2 separate regions of the Homo sapiens genome follow, and region 1 is linked to region 2. Evidence: chromatin loops called from intact Hi-C (ENCODE). Cell type or tissue: Caco-2. All regions are shown on one strand. Links, peaks and the distances in the headings refer to the core of each region. The heading gives the core; the rest is flanking DNA.

Evidence for each region. A loop is a pair of places that touch in the nucleus more often than their neighbours do. Peaks named below come from ENCODE experiments on the same cell type or tissue, not always from the same donor. Only the 100,000 strongest peaks of a DNase experiment are listed, where the experiment ranks them.
Region 1: it touches region 2 in a loop (7-fold over the local background); 1 of 110 quality-filtered maps calls a loop at or near these places.

Annotation. Positions count from the first base shown.
Region 1 is chr6:105,620,107-105,630,318 of GRCh38, forward strand. It overlaps LINC02836 (long intergenic non-protein coding RNA 2836), which reads right to left. Exons shown (of 6, transcript XR_942833.3): 2 at 9,795-9,922; 3 at 2,625-2,682; 4 at 1,382-1,468. Among named protein-coding and RNA genes, the nearest start is that of LINC02836, 7.1 kb to the right of the region's middle. In Caco-2, for the core only: no CTCF peak of the experiment used is centred there; a DNase peak (open chromatin) is centred at 4,145.
Region 2 is chr6:105,566,458-105,576,669 of GRCh38, forward strand. No RefSeq gene overlaps it. Among named protein-coding and RNA genes, the nearest start is that of LINC02836, 61 kb to the right of the region's middle. In Caco-2, for the core only: no CTCF peak of the experiment used is centred there; no DNase peak of the experiment used is centred there.

The sequences.
Region 1 (10,212 bases), core at 2,579-6,578, 54 kb after region 2:
CTCATCTCTGTCCATTTTCTTCAACTTCGTGAGCAATAAGAGATGTTGCAAGCAACAGGCTAAGTTCCAAAAGGAGCAAGATCATTTGGAAGTTGTCCCTATGAGTTAATGGCTACTAAAACTCGGATTATTTGCCTTGAGAAGAGTAGATAATGCAATGGGAAAATAGTTTGTCTTCCCATTTCCTCCTCCTGCATTTGCTCCTCCCCATTGGCTCCTGATCATACCTGTGCCCCATAGGCCCCTCTTACCATCAATGTCTAAAAATAAGGGACAGAGACAAATTGTGGGGAGAAAACAAATGGTTTCCCATGTAGACCTTCTAAGTCCCACGGAGAGAGGGTTGGAATGTTACTTCCTTTTTCTCTAACGTACCTCAATGCCCTATTTTTAAGCCTGAGGATGAGTGAGTTAGCCAAGCCATGCCAAATGAAGCATGACGGTTACAAAATGTTATGTTTTCCGTGACATTAGGTCAAGCAGCAGTGACGTTCTGCTGGAGATCACTTGGCTGTACGTAAAAGTCCCTGTCACCATCACTGGAGACAGACTTATTTTGACCTAATTTTTTGTCCCATTATAATTTTGTAAGCTTAATTAAATTTGGTATGTTTCAAGAACATGGACTATCACTAGCGCTGGGGGGAGGAGATGAACAATCAACTTTTTATTATCTCACGTTGGTGTGTGACCAGCTAAAGAATCTCATTAAAATCTTATTTGCAGGAAATGGACTCATTTATAGCTCCCCACTTGGTAGTATGTTTGTTACTAGAGCAGAGGGGAGGTAAAGTGAGTCACAAAATGTCAATGCTGGATCGTGTGAGCATCCTCCCAGACTGCAGATTGCTGACACCTCATTGTGTTCTGTGTGTGTGACACAAAGCTCTGATCCATGTACACTCTAACCCCTCAGATAAAATCCTGTCCCCAGACCTGCAAAACCCATTATTGCCTAAGAAAAGCCAGAATTACTGAATGTTTTCCTTTCTTCTGACTTAAAATGCACGTCATCAACCACGTAAAGGAAAAGAACAATGCATGAAGTATCCTCTGGGGTTTCTCACCCTTTCTAAGATATTTTCATAATGAGTTTCTGCTTAAAAATTGTTTCATCAGAGGATATTGATGCTCCTGTGTGAGACCTTCTAGAGCTTCAAAGAAATAAAATCCAAACATCTCTGGGACATCTTGTGGGGAGATTGATTAAAAAACTTGGGTGTTTTTGTTTTTCATGTGAAAAATATCTTAGAGTCTACATGAGGATCTTTCTGGACTTTATGTAAATATTTTATAATATTATATATTAGTCAGGATCCTGGCAAGAACAAAATCCACCCCAGAAGTTTCCATAAAGACAGTTTGATAAATGCCTACTTACAGGTTACAAGCAGGTTAAAGAAACAAACAAGGGATGTTGAGGCACCCAGAGACTAGCGACAGTGGGAAGCTGTTCTTGTACTTCGGCCTAAAGAACAAGAGGAGGAAATAGTGCTGCTTGAATCCAGTGTAAGCTAGTAGAGGCTACAGCCACTGTCAGAGACCCACCCAGGGAAGGTAGGAGCCCTGGAAGAAATACTCTGATTGCTATCTCCTTCCACCCCGATCTCCTGCTGGTGCTGCTCATTGGACAAATTTCAATGTAAGCCAGTGTCACGGGACCCTGGGTAACAAAGCCTATAGGGTTCAGCTTCCCAGGACAGACCAGCAGGGAGAAAGGCCAAATATTAATCTGTTTAGCATAGTACTCTTTATACTCAATGATCTTGTTCAAAATTATGTCATTATTTGCCAGGGCTTATGATAAATTTGCAGCCCATTATCCTGGCGCTTTCTCTTTATCCTGACCTCCTTTGTGACTCTGTGATCTGCACATATATTCTCGGTCCTGAACAGTTTTCTCTGTGCAATGCTAACTCTTCTCTGTTGAGATTAATCCCGATCTCCATATCAACTAAATAAATTTTAAAGTTATGAAAACTGTGAAAGTCCTTCTTCACTCTCATGAAATTTTAAATTCATAATCTCTTGGCTTGGCATAGTTTCATTACTTCAAGGACATTAAAACATTTTACTTTCATTATCTCATAGATTTTTTTACCATATCTCTCTTGGGTAGGCATCTTGGTATAGTACCTAGTACAGTGATACATGAAAATAGACGTTTAATAAATGCTTGCTAAAGGGATGATCACCATCAAATGCCCCTTATGCAGATACGGGAGCTCATGCTGAAAAGTTAAGCAACCTGGCCAATATCTCGTGATGTGCCAATAGGGATATAAACCAAGTCAGAGGGCTTACCCTGAATATGCTCTCTCCAAACTGAGATTTTGCTAAGCAGGGCAGGAATTTGAAGAAGGGTTCATTTTCTTCCTGTACTTTGACCCAATGTTAACAACAGTTGAGATAGACAGGGCATGGTTTTTCAACTGATTTGTTTACTAGATTGTCAAAGAAATATATGCCCATTACTTTTTCTTAATCATTAGACATGAAATGTCATCAACAGGAACAAAAAGTTGAGCTATACACGTATAGGAATTGAACTGAACTGTGATGGTTTTTTATTTCCGGGATGAGTAAAAGGAAAAATAAAGTGGGGATTTAAACCTAAGATTTACCTGGAAATCAGTTACAGACAGCTTTTTCTTATCAATGGAAATAAAGGACAGGAAGGAGCTGAAAAAGTAAATGTTTACAGTTTTATCTCCACAGCTGTTATAAACTCATCTTCAACCAAACCTCCCACTGTGTTCCAAAGTTCTCAATGATGATTTTTCTTGCATGTCACTGTCTTACTAAATATCTGGTGGAGGATTCATATAGAGAAGGAAAAGCTGAGGGACCTGGATTCACTGCCCGCCAGATCAAATCTTTGTGGAATAATACCAATCAGGTAGATTAAGTTTTGTAAATAGGGTAAGTCATCCATTGCCATGAAAACATTTGCAGATGAGGTGGGTCTGTATTTTTGGAAGCACCCTCGGTGCCTTCCTTTGGAGAGTGTGCTACCAGCCGACATAATTTGTAGATGGTGTCTTGTGTGCACAGCTTCGTGGTGGGTGTGATATTATAAGAGAAACCAACTGAGACCACCGTTTTCAGAATCACATTGATTTTAAATCAGTTATACCCAGTTTCTAAATAACTTATGTTCTTTGACTGGGTATTATCTTTATTTTCTTCCTCTTTCTCTTCATACTCAGAATCACATGGAATCCTATTTCCTACATAGGAAATATTCCTGTCTCTTGAATGTGACCTTTATCCTCACCATCTCCTTTGCTTAAACCGGGTTACTATCTACCAGTTCTCATGTGGGCCATCACAGGCCATATTCTTAATTAGCCTCTCTCTCTCCACATTCCCACCTCAACCTCCTTCACAAGGCAAACATCTTTGTTGTTTAAAAATACAAATATATTCAAGTCCACCATTGCTAGCTTAAAATGCTTCAGAGGTTTCCCATGGCCTTGAAATTCAAACCTTAACATCATTCTCTTCATGCTTTTTAGCTTTCCCTCACACTATTCTGTACCTCAAATTCCCTTTTGTCCGCAAAATAAAGCCCAAAACTCAAGGCCTGTCATAATCTGATCACAGCCTGTTTCTTCAGCTTCATTTTGTACTACTCTCTTCTTTACCATCTATATCCAGGGGTGAAATCATTGAGGCTCCAGGGAAATATCTTTGTGGCATGTGAGTAAGAGGAAATTATAGAAGACATTAGTTACAACTGAGCTACCAAACTAGATAATACACTTCCTAAAACTGATGATATTGAAAGGGCCAAAGCTAAACATTCTTTCTAGGAAGATGTTATTTACCAAATTAATGATGAATTTCCTTAAAGCCTTATTTGAATCTTCCAATATTCTTTGTTTTTCCAAAACACAAAAACTAATCTACAAACTACTCTAGATGGGTTGAGAATGAAGTGAAATAAAACCCGAGTCAGATAGCAAACTTAATTGTGGGGCTACATTCCATCCAGAGAAGAATAATAAAAACTAGCAACAAAATTTCTTGGAACTAACATTTCAGGTCTCTGCCACTTCAGATGACCCCTTTATCTTTCATAGACAGATAAGACATTATTGCAAAAAGGAGGACGCTTTGTCTTCCAGATGGAACCCTAAGAACTAAGGTCCTGCTTGCCAAAGAATCATGGCTCAACATGTTGAGTAACCAAGACTTCTTATCTCTTATCTCTTCTCCAAAGATAGTACTTTTATTGCTACAATTTATGCAAAAACTTTCAGGCTAAAATATATATGTGCATATACTTATATGCGTGCATATGTATATATGTATAAAGATAGAGACTCAAGGGAAAATATTGATAGAGAAAGAGATAGATAGATAGATAGATATAAATGGAAATTTAATATGGAAGGTCAACTATTAAATGACTTGTCTATACCCAGCCTTTGCCACATTATTCTAAGCATAGGGAATAAAGGACAAGGTTCTGTTCCTAGGAAAGTTTACAATATTTGATGGAAGTTGGGCCTGAGGGAAGGAGAAGCATTATGGGCAAATGTTGGAGGGGGTGAGGTGGGGAGGTGGCTCAGATTTGCCAACTGCCTACTATGAACAGATGCTGTGATTAGATCTGTTATATGAGGGTATCTCATTTAATTCTTACCAAATCAGTGCATGAAAGTGATATCTCTGTTTTCCAGATGAGGAAACTGAGGGTTGGAGGAAGAGCCCAATGAAAGGGCAGTCCCATTGAGTAGCTGTCAGAGAATCGTTTAAAAGAGACTTAAGACATTTTGCAATTAATCAGGAATGTGGTGTTTGTTAACTTAAAATAATTTTATTGCATGGTTGCTTACATAACTGGTAAAGTGTAAATTGGTCCCCTTCTGCTCAGCACATGTATTACTCTCTTACGTGAATTTAACCATACAACAGAAAGAAGTTTACACGTATATTTTAACAATTTCCTCACTGCCTTTTAAGGAAGATAGAGTCTGGTACTGAGCGTTGGTTCTTTGATTTGTTGAGTTCAACAAAATTGATATTCTCAGGAAAATGGTCTTTGACATAGCTGAAGGTTTATATCATTCTGCGAAGGAGATTCCAAGCTTAGAGAGAGAGGCTGAGGTAAGATTAAGTTGCTCTGCCAAGAAAGGGAGAGAGATTTCAGGAGGTGTAAGACCTGAGAATACGGTGTCAGAGTTGGGAAGGTTGAGGCCTGAAAGAGAAAAGGGAAGGGGGGGGGGGGGAAAGAGAGAGAGAGAGAGAGAGACTTGGGCAAGGGGTCTATTCAAAGGGGCTTCTCAAGTTGCAGGCTGTGTGGGAGGGCTGGTTCAGGGTTTTCTTCTCTTGTGTCTCCCACGGGGCCAATGCAGTGCCGAAAAATATATAATGTCAATAAACGCTGAATTGGATTGAATCAAGATTGCCAAAGAAGAGGAAATAAAAGAGAAAAATCAAAGTGACCAATGAGAAGCAGGGTATTTGCAGTGTGATCATCCTCCATACTTCTGGAAGCAGTAGATTTTGTTAAAGTCTTCACCAAATATATGAGTCTACAAGGGTCATTAATGTTTTTGACTTGGGGAAACTGGAGTCATAGGACAAGAAGGTGGACATACTGTTCAAAACAAAGGAATGTGGAATTTTTGTTATTAGAAAGTCAGTCTCTCCAATTCTCACTAAATAAAGATAAGTATCTAAAACCTATCCATTTGAAGGGGAAGCTGGTCATCATCCTGCCCGATGCACTGATGTCTCTGTCAGGTCTTATCTCTGGCAAAACAACCAAGCCAGGCAGGCAACCATTGGCAGAGAGGCCTCATACCCAGCCCTGATTTCTTTCACCACACACGACCTCTTGTACCATGGGAACAATTCAGAACTTGGAGAGGGGAAACTTAGTTTTAAATCTCAGCTCTACTACTTACTAGGGTTTAAATTAGTATAACTGAATCTAAATTAGGCTCTCTGGGTCTGCTGCCCCTATCTGTGAACTGTGAATAATCAAACATTTCAGTCTATCTCACAGGTCACTTTCAAGACTCATATGAAATAACAAATGAGAAAGTATTTTGTAGACCATACAGAACTTTAAGCGACTGGGCCAGCTAATCCTGCAGAAATACCTGAACAATCATGAACATACTTGCTCTGAAAGGAGAGATCCTGGGTCCGCATAAACTGATGTTACCGAAGAGTATTAGTCACTTGGCAAATGCCGAAATTACCACTATGAAAATAAAACAAAAAAATCCAAAGCAAAACAACCAAAAACAAACAAACAAAAAAGCAAGACAAAAACCAAACATACACATCCAAGAGATTAGGCCTCTTGTTTTTACAGTTAGCATTAAAGTTTAGTTTAGTCATGTGACTTGGTAAATAGTTCAGTATTCTCTTTTTGACTCAGTTTGGTTCCTGGAACTGTGGCAGGAAGAAACAAAATGGGATTCAATAGAGTGTTTAGCATGAAGTTCATTAGGTAGTACCTTTCTCCTAATAATGCTGGGCATTCTGGAAGTCATTTTGAACAACCTGAATGGCAAGTATTGCTGTGAAAGCCTTCCTGGTTTCTTGTGTGTCTGAAGTAAGAAGGATTGAGTTTGGTGCTTTGAGCCAGTGACAAGAAGTCCTCAGTCTTATCATTACTCCCATCTTGGTACCTGCAGACCCAATGTAAACTCTCTTGACCTTGACTGAGATGGCATGATCTTTTTCCTTCTATTTCAGAAGACTTTTTTAGGTGTAAAAATACAAGTACTCTATGAAATCTGATTTCTATTCCTCAAGATAGAGAGGAACAGTGAGTCTCACTACAAATTTGTTTCAAGGCTCTTCCCACTCATATCGCTTTTTTTTTCAGACATGAGAGACTGCTGAGTCAAACCAATAACTAGGTTAGCATTTCTCTTCTTTAACCAGCCAATAAAATAAAAGCAATTAAGCAATAGAAGGTATGGAGAAACTTCAGGCAACATAGCAGGTTTTTAAAGTTATATCTTGTGGATTTCTTATCCCTAGAGCACAGGAAATATTAGTGCCAGGAAAATCTACATTTATGTCTCCCTTAGGCATGTATTCCTATAATAGCCAATTTAAGATTTTCGAAAAATTGTGCTTTTCCTAAAACATATGAAAAATGAATCAGCTGTGGTACCACTCCTGGGGATTGTGTTTGTCATAAGAAAGGATTTGTATTACACCATCAGACACTTTAATTTCCATGCCTAATATATTTTGTCACATTTTCACTACCTCCTAATTGAAATGAGGCTGAGCAACTGTCAATTTGGATGGCTTTTAAAGGCTGGAGGATAATCATCAACCTGTTTCCAAAGCACTTCAATGAGTGAGTGCATGTAGACCATGTCAACACAAGCCTTGGAGAACACACTCTCAGAGGGCTGAGACAGGGTTTTCCTTCTCTTATATTTCCCATAGGGTTGACGCAGCACCAAAAATATAAGATGTCAATAAATGCTGAACTGGATTGAATCAAGACTGCAAAAGGAGACAAAATACAAGAGACAAATCAAAGTGACAAATGGGAAACAGGGCATTGAGGAAACAAAAAGACAGAAGCCAAACCATTCTTTAAATAGGAAGTACAAAGGGTACCAATCAAAAGTCAACCCCATTGAGGCCTTTTGGATAAGTTCCTTTTCCTTTTCCTATTGACCTCCCTATGGATCTGTTCTTCCACTGATATCATTGACCTTGATCAACTATCAAATTCCAACCCATCCTTTAAAACCTATCTCAAAATCACCTTCCCTGGGAAGGCTTTCTTGATGTCCCCAGAAAAAGTGAGTTGCTTCCTTTCCTGTGAAGTTTCTACCTTCCTAGGACTTTGTCCTTGATTTTGTCTCAGGACTTATATGTTTACAGTTTCTTTACACATCTGTCTCTTCCATCCTCTTTGCCTCCAGACTCAGGTTATAACTTTACTGAAGATCTAACTTTCTTTTTCCTATCTGCATCAACTATCTATGTAACCAATCCCTAACCCAGTCTCTGGCCCACAGGAAGTGCTCCATAAATGTTTACTGAACAATGCACAAGGTAGCTTCCATTTGTAGGCTCTATTAGATGTATCAAAATGCAAAAGGAGCTTTTTGAGTGTCTGCTTGAACCCCAAGAAGGCTACAGCTCTTTCTCAACAGGCAAGAAGAGAAACATGTTAGACGCAGAAGAGTGACCTACATAGGCTTCATTCTTATCTCAATGTGTGAGCCACAACCCAGCACACCAAATGGTTCACATCCCTGTAGAACAAATGAAACCAATAGACACTCGTGATAGGGAAGTTCTTTCAAAAGACTCACTGTCCTGCTTACATCAAGATGCAATATGGGATCACTCTCTACACTGCTTTCTCAAGGGCCTGGTTTAATTTGGTTTTAAAATAACCACTACAGAGAGGGTTCCATGAATTCCCTAAGATGGCTGTCTCCTAAATTAGTGGACTTCTAGGGATCTCTTGTATAAATAAACAGTTTGTGACACTGAAACAGGGCTAGGCCACTTTGGTATTTGTCTGTGCGCAGCTTAACTGAAACATAGCTGGACTTGGAACGTGTTTATACAAACTAGCTAATCCTACTAGGTCATCATGACCTGCAATCACCCTGCTCTTCCCAGCCCATATTCGTCGTGTGCCCACCAAGGCAGTAGCTTCATAATGAGGAGGAGTTTCCATTACAGAGGCAGGTAGGACCCCTGCACTGCTTTCCTTTCACTCAAGCAACCCACGCCTCCCTGTATCTAAAACTCCCACTCTCCTTGATAAAGAAAAAACACAAAGAGCACCAACTTCCGAAGGGCTGCTGTGCTGAACTTGAGAGAAATCTTCTCTTTGTTACCAGTTGGGTCAGACTTAGAAACTCTTAAACCGGAGGTCTACTGCACTGTGTGGTGGCAGTCACTTTGCTTAAGTAGAGCTTTGTGGCCACTCATGATAATTCCAGTTACTAAATAGTTCACTTATACAAATGTCAATGATACTCCAATATTGTGATACTCCAATAGGCTTGCAAAGTCATACTTTGAAATCACGGCATATCTTAAAATATTCTGCATTTAGAATCTGACAGAACCTAAACTATATTTTCTTCAAATGTCTCTTGTAAATTTTTGAACAGCCTGAGGATTCTGAGGGGATATTAATGCATGTGTTTTTGATTCATTTACTCTCATACCATTAAAATCCTGTATTATAAGAACTAGCTGATGTTCAAGAAACTAGTTAAAATTTTAAATAATCTTTGTAAAGGCTTTCTTCTTAACAACAGGAAGATGTGTTTGCCAAAAGAAAATGAACTCAAACACTAGAAAATCTGGGTTTGATTCAAAACTAACCCGGGAGGTTTAAAAGGGCCATAAATTTGGTGAGTGAGATGAGTTGAGTTTCCATATACTACATATCCATATGCCGTGTTGATACTCGGTGTGCACATGCTATCTCACACGTGCTGATGTATAGTGTTAACATTTGAAAGGTCAGAGACAGTTGGCAGGTTAGGTTGGAACAGGGTTCTAATGAGGTCAAGATTCCAGACCTGAGCATGGAGTGCCACTTCTCTTAAACCAACCACTTGCCATTAATGAGCTCAGCAGCCTTGGGCTACTCTGATTCAGTCCAATCTAAGTTTATTGAGGCCTACAAAGCGCTGGCACTGTACTTGGCACTGGGGCTACTACAAGGGCTACAACCTAATCCCTACACTCAAAGAGCTCACAGTCCGCCAAGAGAAACAAACAAGTAAATGCACAAAGGCAGCACATAAGAAAGAGGGAGGACTTACCAATCCTTGAGGGTCGATGAAGGCTTCATGGAGCCAGTGTTTCCTCCTCTTTCAAGCCTCAGCACAAGCATTTCCCTCTTCTGTATGGATTTCTCTAGGCAGATGTAGCTGTTCCTTTCTCTACAGTCCTAATGTACATGAAATAGACCTCCCTTATGAGCAATCAAGAAAATCTGGTGAATAGATAGCAAGGATTATACAGAATTATAGAGTTTGGAGAGGAGAAAAGCATACCAAAGGAATTGGGAGAGGACATTGGAAGGAAGGACTAGTGGATGAAGAAATAGCAGGAAATAAGGCCAGGTAGGTAGAACACTAGAATGTAACTCTTGAAGATTTTACTATGGGAAAAGTTTGGATTTCATTTGGTAGCCCGTGGGGACTTGTTGAGGCTTTTAAGAACTGGACCTGTGTTTTA
Region 2 (10,212 bases), core at 2,180-6,179:
TATCTATTTTAAAAATCTGTTTTTACTGGCATTTACTTCAAGTTTCCCTGAGAAGCAAATTCACTTTACCACTGATGCCACTAACTTGGCTGACAAGAAATTTTGGGCACATAGAGTGTAATTGTGGCAATGAGATCTTTCCCCAAGTACATGTCCAAGGGTTTTACAACATGCAATAAGTGTGCTGTCAGGAAATTTTACAAGTCAGCTGATGCGTGCCACAGTGCCACAATCATTACCCTTTCCCGTACAGCATGCTGTCACGCGCAACCTCAGCTAATCTATCTGGGCATTTCTGCCCCACACAAAAAAGATGATCACACCGAAATAAGAAGGAAATCAGCATGTGGTCAGTAAGGATTCACCAATCTCTTTAGCCCCTGCCTGGATTACAAGAAAAGCTGCGGAAGGAAAAGAGACAATATTTTGGTAAACTTTGACATGTGCACACAGAGAATGCTTTTCTTAGTCATGATGTAGAATTTGAATATAAGGATGATCCATTCCTGGCTCTTTCTCTCTCTCTGCTCTTTGAATACATTGTAGAAACCAGGAAGCAGAAAAGAGAGATTGTACCACTTTCCCTATCACTTCTTCTCTATCAGATACACACACACACACACACACACACACACGCATACACACACCCTGCATCCATATTTTGATTCCTGCTAGTTCAATGTCTTATCCTCCACTGTTTTGAATAAGGTCATCACATTAATGCAGTTTAGAAGACTGAAAATGTCATCTTACTTCCTCCCCTTTACTTGTCTTAGATACTAGATTCACAATTACACCTGAACGTGTTACCTATCAATGCTATGCCCTAGACCACTTCACAAAATAAGTTGTTGCAGCAACTGTGGTCCTAGGAAAAGAATGTAGACTACGGAGTCAAAAGAGATGGGTTTGAGTCATAGCTCTTTCACTTTCTAGCCATGTGACTATGAACAAGTTACTAATTCTTCTGTTGTCTCAGAGTTTTCATCAATAAGATGGAAAAAAATAGCTCCTAATTCATACTTTACTTTGCATTGGGCATTCGAACAAGGTCGTGAAAGAACTGTAGAGTTTGACAATTACTGGACATTGCTATCCTCGCTCTCTGCAAATGTGGAGGCCAGTGTGCCCCTGCTAGCATGCTAGGAAGGCTGACGGGCCCTGACCGTCTTGTTTTCACTTTGACCCTTCCTCCCTGGGAGCTGCCATCAGAGCAGCTCTTGAATGCGAATTCTATCCCCTTCTTCTCCCTGCTGTGCCTTCCTTCCATCTATCTTCTGGAAACGGACTAATTCCCATTGAAAACTGTACTTCTTAACTTGGACATCCTTACAGCAGGTGAGATACCATATTTGCTGGGCTCTGTCGCTCTTTCTTTATTAATTATGATTAAGTATAATCTTTGCAAAGTAGCCCTTTCCCCCACACCATCTGCTATTCCTTTCCCCCATAGCATCTATTTCAGTTAATGAGTGGGATACCCTTCAATGGAGAATTTAGGGAAGCACTGGTGCATGTGAACCCCCCTGGGCCAGGAGGAGGAGAAGTGGATCCCGCTTTCTGACACATTTCAGGGCAGGTAGTTATTGTCCTGTTATAGACTGTCTTTGCTCAACACCATTAGTCCACAAATATTCCCAGTCTCTGTTTAAGCAGTTTTAAAAATAAATGTTCTATCTGCATTTACTTGATTATTGAATATGGTTTTTAAAAAAGATTATGAGAACAAAAAGCCCTTATCATCCAGAGTTTCAGACAAAGCACTGTGTAGTTAGACTCGTAGAAACAGAAAACATGCCAAGGTGCAAGGTAGATAAGATAAGCTAGCTTATGAGAAGCCAGGACTAAGATAATGTCTACATGAATCACGGTTTTTCTTGCAGAATTGGGGCTACAAATTGCCCTTTGCCTGTAAGAATATATCCCACTCATACTAATGAGAATGGCATGCTTGGGCCAAGGACAGATGCAGCCCTTTGGGATTTCAAAACTGGGTGAAGACTTTGATAATGGTTGAGCAGCAGGTCAATATGTTGATCATCACATGATGGAATTAGAGACTATGATCTCTTCTTGCTTCAAAGTTCTCTAGAGGAATGATATGATTTTTTTGGTGTGTTCCCTTACCTGCACCATGCCAAAAAATAACGTTCAAAGTAGAAACAAGACAGAATGATTATACATATCAAGGAAATTTGGTCATTTTTGCCTTTCATTAGATAAAATTGGGTGTGTTTTCTTTTAAAAAATAAACATGATTTGATCAACCTTATTTCTATGCATAAAGTCTAGTAGATAAAAGGCATTGGTAAATAGTCACTGAATGAAATAATGTATGATACTAACTTGTTAACTTGACCTTTCTCCCCAGCTCTTTATTTATAAAATGATTCTTGTGCTATTCCAAATGCCAATTGGAGGGTAAAGAATGAGCAGGCCCCGAGGGAAACTCCAGAGAAATGGAATTAAAATTCTAACTTATCTCAAATCTTCAGCAAATTCCTTTTCCCATTTTATCTACTTGTAAAGTCTCCAAATTGCTCTGCAATTAGATTACTCTAAAGTTAGAATCAACACCAGCATTATTGAGCCTCTTAGAAGTAGTCTATTTCAGTTCTACTTTTTGCAGAAGGCAAACTGACCCCAGAGAGATGAGTGAGTTGGCCTCTCTTTAGTTATGCATGTTGGGAAGATTTTTATTTTGAATATTCTTTTTGTTTAATTGAAATGGTGAGTTAATATATTTGCCCATACTCACCACCCAGGAGAAAAGTCCCCAGAGTTTTCAACTTCACATTTGAACAGTTCTGGGGCAATTTCATTTGCTGGTCAAACTTTGAGGGCTGTTTGTCTGGATGGTGGTCCTTATGGGAGCTGGCTTGTGGGCGCCCCCACAGGTAGTGTATCCCTCTCCCACCCCAAAAGGCCAACCCTCTCTGGCATGGGCATTGCCAGAAAACAATAGGTTATAGATTGGATAAAAAATTCACAAACATCATTGTAGAACCTGCTTTCTTGGGAGCAAAGTATCTTCAGGTAGAAAATTTAGATGAGAAAACATCACATATGTGCAATGAAGGTAAATACTGTAGGCCATACATTTTTATCTATGGTTGACTTTACGGGATTAGCTTTTTGAACGAGTGCAAGGCACTTTCACAGCTCACCTGAATTTTATTTGAAAAGTCAGCAGAAAGTATACATTTGTTTCAGAGAAGAGGAGATTCATGGGTAAACAGACACAGAGCTATGAAATGGTTAATACCCAGGCTAAGTATAATCCTGGCCAGTTATTTATGATATGATTCATGAATGTCAAATAGAAAGAAAAAGTTCACTTTTAAAACCATTGGCCCAAGGATAAGGTCTTTGAGAATTTCATCCCAAACACTGTTCCCTGACTATTCAGATCCTCCTAATGTTGACGGTAGATAACCTCTTGACTTTTTTTTGGCAATATGCCTTGTCTTGTGAACCTGGAGTTAGACAGAAAAAGATAACACCTTCCCTCCTGTGAACTTTGACAAATGACAAGTTCTGAGTCTACTGGAACCTCTTTACTCTTATCCAGAGAAACCTACTAGTCAGCATGTTCTTTTTAGTTAAATCACTCACTTTCTAAGTTCGGCTTAACCTTTGACATGGCATTTTGTTATGGGGCTATGGATTCTTCGTAGGTTTAACAAAGATTATGATACCAATAAGGATTTTAATCTCATGTGGGCTTGTGAAATTCAGTGATAATGAATATAAACTAATTTGTGATGTGGGGGATGGAGGTGGGATTGAGAGGCAGTTTTTCACATGTGAAGCTAATATCTCACAGCTACTTTAGTGGCACATTTAACACACCATGTGCCTAGGGTGGTATATGTGACCGGATGTGGGCTCTGCAGTCACATGTCCCAGTGTTCAAATCCTGATGCTGCCCCTTTCTGGCTGGGTTTTCTTTTTGACAAATTATTCAATTTTGTTAAATTCAGTTTTCTCATCAAAATGCAGTTACAATTCCTATTTCATAGATCTATTGTGATGATTCAAGAATATATAAAAATTCCTACACATAGTGCTTGATAGTGATAGTAGTTCAATACAAGCTACTTTTCTAATCTCTCCATCTAGTGGCCATCAAACCAGCTTCGGTTATCAGAAGGTCATCATCATTATGTGGTTTTGACTCTACACCGATCCTTGAGTATAAGCCTTAAGAATGATATGAGAATAAAGCTCTAATATCCAAAGCTTTAAAATGGGTTAATCATTTATGTTTGCACGATTGTGAAAACTTACAATGCCTTGGTAACCTAAGCTTCATATCCCTTAGAGGGTACCTTGCTGAAAGCATGCCTTTCTGTCACTGAGAGAGTCAGCTCTTCTTAGCCATTCTTTTCTGTCTCTCCAAAGAGCTGGGGAAATTTGTTTCATAATCTTCTCTGCCACAAAAAACATCTATAATTGACAGGAGAAATGTTGTTTTCATCAATCCCTGAGCCTTCCTTTCCTCACTGAAATGAAATCTATTTGTAGTTTTGGGATTTAAGAGGCAAAGCAGATAAGCAGAGAAGGTAATGGTATTCGTATCAGTTGTGATAAAAATGGCTACATTTATGAAACCACAGATGCCATGTATTTTACATATCTTCGAATCCCGACAACAACTTTAGGAAGAGAATTATATGATCAACTTCATCATGCAGATGAAGAAACTAAGGCACAAAGAGGCTAACTTGCCCAAGGCTTTCTCTAAGAATGTGGAGGTGGGAATTTACACCCAAGTCACTGAATGAAGAGTCATGAACACAAGTCACCACACCATTGGGAGACTGATAGCAGTGAATCAAGCCAAGGAATAGTTGTAGTAGAAGCTCACCAATGCATTCCCCTAGTGGACTATTTCCCAGCTGTGGTATCCCAGAAATGGTGAGGTGTCCTAGAGATCCTCATTGTTCTTTAATTAAAATGAAGACAGCTGTCTCATCTACATCAACTATCATATCTACATCCCTTACACAACTAAAAGAGTAGATTTTGGGAGGATAGTATTTGTATTTGTTAATATCTGGTTACCCTGGAAAGACTGAAGGGTACTTGGGTATCCCCTGGATCTAGCTCAGGATCTGGCACATGACTTAAATACTAAATGAAAGAAATGATATGTGTGGAATCCTAGTGCTTTCCTGCTTAGTTGGGGAATCTCAGCCTTACTTTGCATCCTTCATCTCTTTCTATCACATGTGAAAACCTATGAAAGCCCAAATGGATGGATGAACATATAAGCCTGAATTACACTGGATACAACCTGACATATTTCCCTCTATTTCAAGCTGAAGACTGACTAGAATGTGAAGAAGTAAGATAAAAATCTAAACTAGATACTGAATGGAAACAAAGGAAAGAAAGGGGAATAAAAACAGTCTTGCTTTGTTTTCTGTTGCTATAACAGGATACCACAGACTGGGTAATTTGTAAGGAACAGAAGTTTATTTGGCACATGGTTCTGGAGTCTAGGAAGTCCAAGAGCACAACACTAGCATCTGGTGAGGGTCATCCTATGGCAGAAAGGGGAAGGTGGAAGCAAGTGCTCAAAAAAGAGAAAAATGGGGGCTGAACTTGTCTTTTTATCATGCCTGTGATAATGAATCCACTCTTGTGATAATGGCATTAATCCACCCAGGAAGGCAGAACCTTCATGACCTAGTCACTTCTTAAATGTTCCACCAGTTAATACTGTTACGATGGCAATTAAGTTTCAACATGAGTTTTGGAGGAACATTCAAACCATAGCACAAGATGTAGAAAAAGAAGGCAGTGGTCACCAATTGAGTAAGAAATAAATGTCACTAGTTACAACCTTGTCATACTGGATGTGTTGGATCATCCATTTTGGCCTCCTTTCACCTCCCCACGGGCCCTTCTCTGAGTCTCTGAGGTCTTCACCCTCTTTTTTGCAATGACCATTACCTAGGGCTTACTCTTCTTATTCCTCAGTTAATGTCTTCTTGTTCATACTTTAAACTTGTGATCACCACGGACGATACTTTTTAAATGGGTTGTTGTATAATCCTTGCTGCAGCTCAAGGGAAACATTTTCAAGTTCACACTAATATTATTTAATGATCATCTGTATCTTGACTGTCATGATCTACATTGGTCACCTGGAAATTTCCTAGAGGAACTGGAGGTGTAGGTCCTGGGTAAAATCATGGGCTTTGAAGCTAGAACCATTGTAAAACATGGCTGTCTTATTTATTAGCTGCGTACCTTTAGCAACTGACCCAATCTTTCCTATCTGTACATTGGGGATGAGACTATTACCTACAATACAGAGTAGCTACCAGGATCAAAGGACAGCAGGGGGTCTTAACTTTTTGTGCCATGGATCCATTTGCCAGTCTGGGGAAGCTCTTGGAACTTCTTATCAGAATAAATAAATTTGAAATACATAAAAGATTAATAGTATAAAGCCACCCAATCATATTGCTACCAGGATATTTTATAAGCAAAATTGCAACTAGTAATAAACATATTAAATAACAAGATCTAAAAGTGGTTTTGTTACCAACAGGAACTTTCAAGTTTGTGATGAGTAAAAAATGATGTTTTGAGATATCTGTAACAACTGTAATACAATATCAAAATACTTGTAATTTCTATTGGTGACAAAGACATACATAATTATCACTAACATTACCAAAGTTCACCATTTGTATCTATAATGGTAAAAAATGCCAAATTCTAGTTAAAGGTTAGTGAAAATAATATGTAAAATTTTTTCACTTAAGTTCAAAAACCCTCAATTCTAGCCCCAGATTTTTGGACCCCAGGCAAATATCGTGGATTGAAGTCATACAGGGTTTAGCACAGTGTTTGGCTAATAGTGAGAGCTCTATAAATTACTCATTACTCAAACATTTTCTCTTAGGAATTGAAAAGATTCCATGCTATTAGGATGAACCACATGAAAGTGCCAATTTTATATGTAAAAAATCATATTTCAGTAATTTCATATGATTCAGTCTAATTTAGGAACTCTATAAAGTAACATGTGAAACTTTTAATTCTTCGGTATATACTGAGGGTTTTTTTTCCCTAAGAAAATGTATATTAGCTTACCGGGTTTTAAAAGGCATAGACCATTTGGAATTCCACATTTGATTATTTCTTTTGTTTTTTTTTTTTCCCAGTATTTGTGGACAAAGACAAATGGACACCTTTTGGGGTTATTCTAAGATTTATTATGCTTCTTAACATACTTCTTTATCTTCTTAATTATAGAACATTTGTTATGTCTGGGGCTTACTCATTCCTAATGATTCATTTAGACCTAGAAAATCTCTCCCCGATTGCCAAAAACTTTAGTCTTATTAATTTTGAGGGAGTCTATGACCTAACTGCATTTAGGTATCACTTTAGAAAGATACTTGAAATAAGGTACCCCAATAATCTTCAAATGAGTATCTAGTATAGTCACAGCAATAATCTGTCACCTTGGGCAGCACTACTTTGTTCCCAGATGCAAAGGATGGTGACGGGAAGGCTTTCAGTTACTTGATACAATGCAAGTTCTTATAACAAAGTGTTCTTGCCAGTTTACTTGCCTGTAGACCCAGTTAGATGGTAAAATCTGAGAGCAGGGAATTAATGCTCTCTCTTGTTCATTTTGGTGTTCCCCAGTACCTAGCTCTGTGCTGGCACAGAGTAAAACACTCAATGAACACTCACTAAATGAAAGAATGAAGAGATGAAGAACTGCTCTTCTTGCTTCCAGTGGATACAAGAGAAGAGTCAGGGGGCTACGATTCTAATTAGGTTTGTTTTCAACATTCCAGTGTTAGTTTTTACTGTCAGCAATATTGTCAATTCAATAAAGTATAATTACATAAGAGGAAATTAATTTTGTAAGCATTTAAAATAGTCAGGTTGGGCTGGGCGCGGTGGTTTACGCCTATAATCCCAGAACTTTGGGAGGCTGAAGTGGGTGGATTACTTGAGGTCAGGAGTTTGAGACCAGCCTGACCAACATGGTGAAACCCCATCTCTACTAAAAGTACAAAAATTAGCCAGGTGTGGTGGTGGGCACCTGTAGTCCCAGCTACTCAGGAGGCTGAGGCAGGAGAATCACTAGAACCCGGAAAAAACACCTTTCAAGCATTATCAAGCTCTTCAGAGGCATCTGCTCCCATTCAAACTGCTGATCATATTGTTAAAAATTGATAGATTATGGGCAATATTACTACAAGAAATATTAAAATATGCTCATAAGACAACATGAAAATACACCTGGCACATAATGGAGGCTCAAAAATATGATAATTGGATTAAGTGAAAAATATCACATTGTTTTAATTTTTGTTCTTTAAAATTTGTGACAAAACTTGAGCATCTTTTCACATATTTATTAACCATGCATATTCCTTTTACTCTGAGCCATCTCCTTCTATATTGATTGCCCTTCTTGTTAAAAATGGGCTCTTCATATTTTTAGTTGTTTTATGAAGGCTCAATCTTTGGTCCTAAAAACTGATAATAATTTTCCCCTGTTTAACATGTGTCTTTGGGTACGGTTTGTATCAGTATGTATGTTCTTGCCAACTCAATAATAAATATTTTTAAAGTCTTTCCAGTATATTATAAAAACTATGTGCAGTTTTATTTAGTTCTCTTAATAGTTTAATTTTTTACATTTATGTCTTTGCTACCTCCATTTTGGGGATAAGGAATTAGGTAGAAATCTAGCTTTACTGTTTCACAAATGGCTATCCAGGTGTCCCAAAAACTTTTTATTGTAAACCTGATTAGAAACCCCAATTTTACTGAAGTTATCCATAATCTTGTGGTTATTTTTGAGTTCTTTCCATTGAGCTATCTATTGTTGCAAACCACAATTACAGTTGGTTTATCCACACTTGTGTTTTTCTTTCCCAGAATTTTCTTTGCTATTCTCAAATGTTTATTTTTTGGATAAACTTTACAGTCATTTTGCAAGTTTGCCTGAACTTGTGATTTTGCTTTGGATTTTATGAGCATTTAACTCAGTGCCTGACATATGGTAAGATCTCTTTAAGTGTGAAAATATAATTGTAATTATTACATCAAATATAATGACAAATATGAAGAGGATTAACATCTTTGCAATATTGTCTTCCTAAGATTTGGATAGGAAATTTACCCATCTGCTCATAGGGAAAAACTATGCTCTTTCTTCATGTTCCTAGTGTTCACTAGAGTGCTTGTATAGAGCACATACTTAGTAAATATTTGTGAATTGCATTGGTAGTATCTAATTAATTTGCCAGTAGGTATTGTTAAAATACTTTAATATTCCTGTGATTTCAGCTCTTTATAATTCTCTGAATTTCTGTTGCAAAGTTTGGCATTGTTTTCTGACAGTTTCATAGATGTTCATACTTTTTTTCTCTTATACTTTTAATAGATTGTGAGCTCCTGGAAATAGACACAATTTCTTTCATTTATTTGGCACCCTCCACCCTACTCCCATGACCCCCTCAGACTTAAGACAATTCTCATACTTTCCTAAATGTTTGTGAGATTTGATTATCTTTTGAGATATTGATTTATATTTTCTCTGGTATTATCCTCACCTTTCATTTTCTTCCATTCAAGAAGGCAGCAGGCTTCCTTCTTGCTAGGGAAGGGTTGAGGCCATGTGTAAGGCAGCTGTAGAACACCAGTCATTGTGGGTTTATTCTCTAAAGGCCTAAACACTTAGGTGAATGGAGTAAGTTTGGTAGGTACATGAATGGGATTCCTAGATGTAGACAGAGCAATTGGAGAGGTGGGGAGAGCAGGTAGTTGAAACGTTTTTCTAGCCTGCTCACTGTCCTGTCTTGCAGCTGCTATCTTATACCTTCCTTGACCTCCTTCCCCAGTGTCTACATTGTTGTGGAGTAAATAGATGTCACCTGACTACAACTCCTTCATTTTCCTCCACCCACCCTTGTAAGCCTATCTCCATTTGCATTCCTTCTCTCCCTCTTTACCCATTATAAATAAATCATATCCATATTGTGGAATCCAGTGGTCACTTCCATACCTTGTCTGACTTGACACCTCACAAGAGCATTTAACAGGGCTTACTATTAAATATTTCCTTTTTGAAACACTCTCTTCCCTTCGCTTCCCCATGCCCCTCCTGGATTTCCTCTCCCTTTCCGACTGCTCCTTCTGAATCTCCTTGCCATCTCCTTCTCC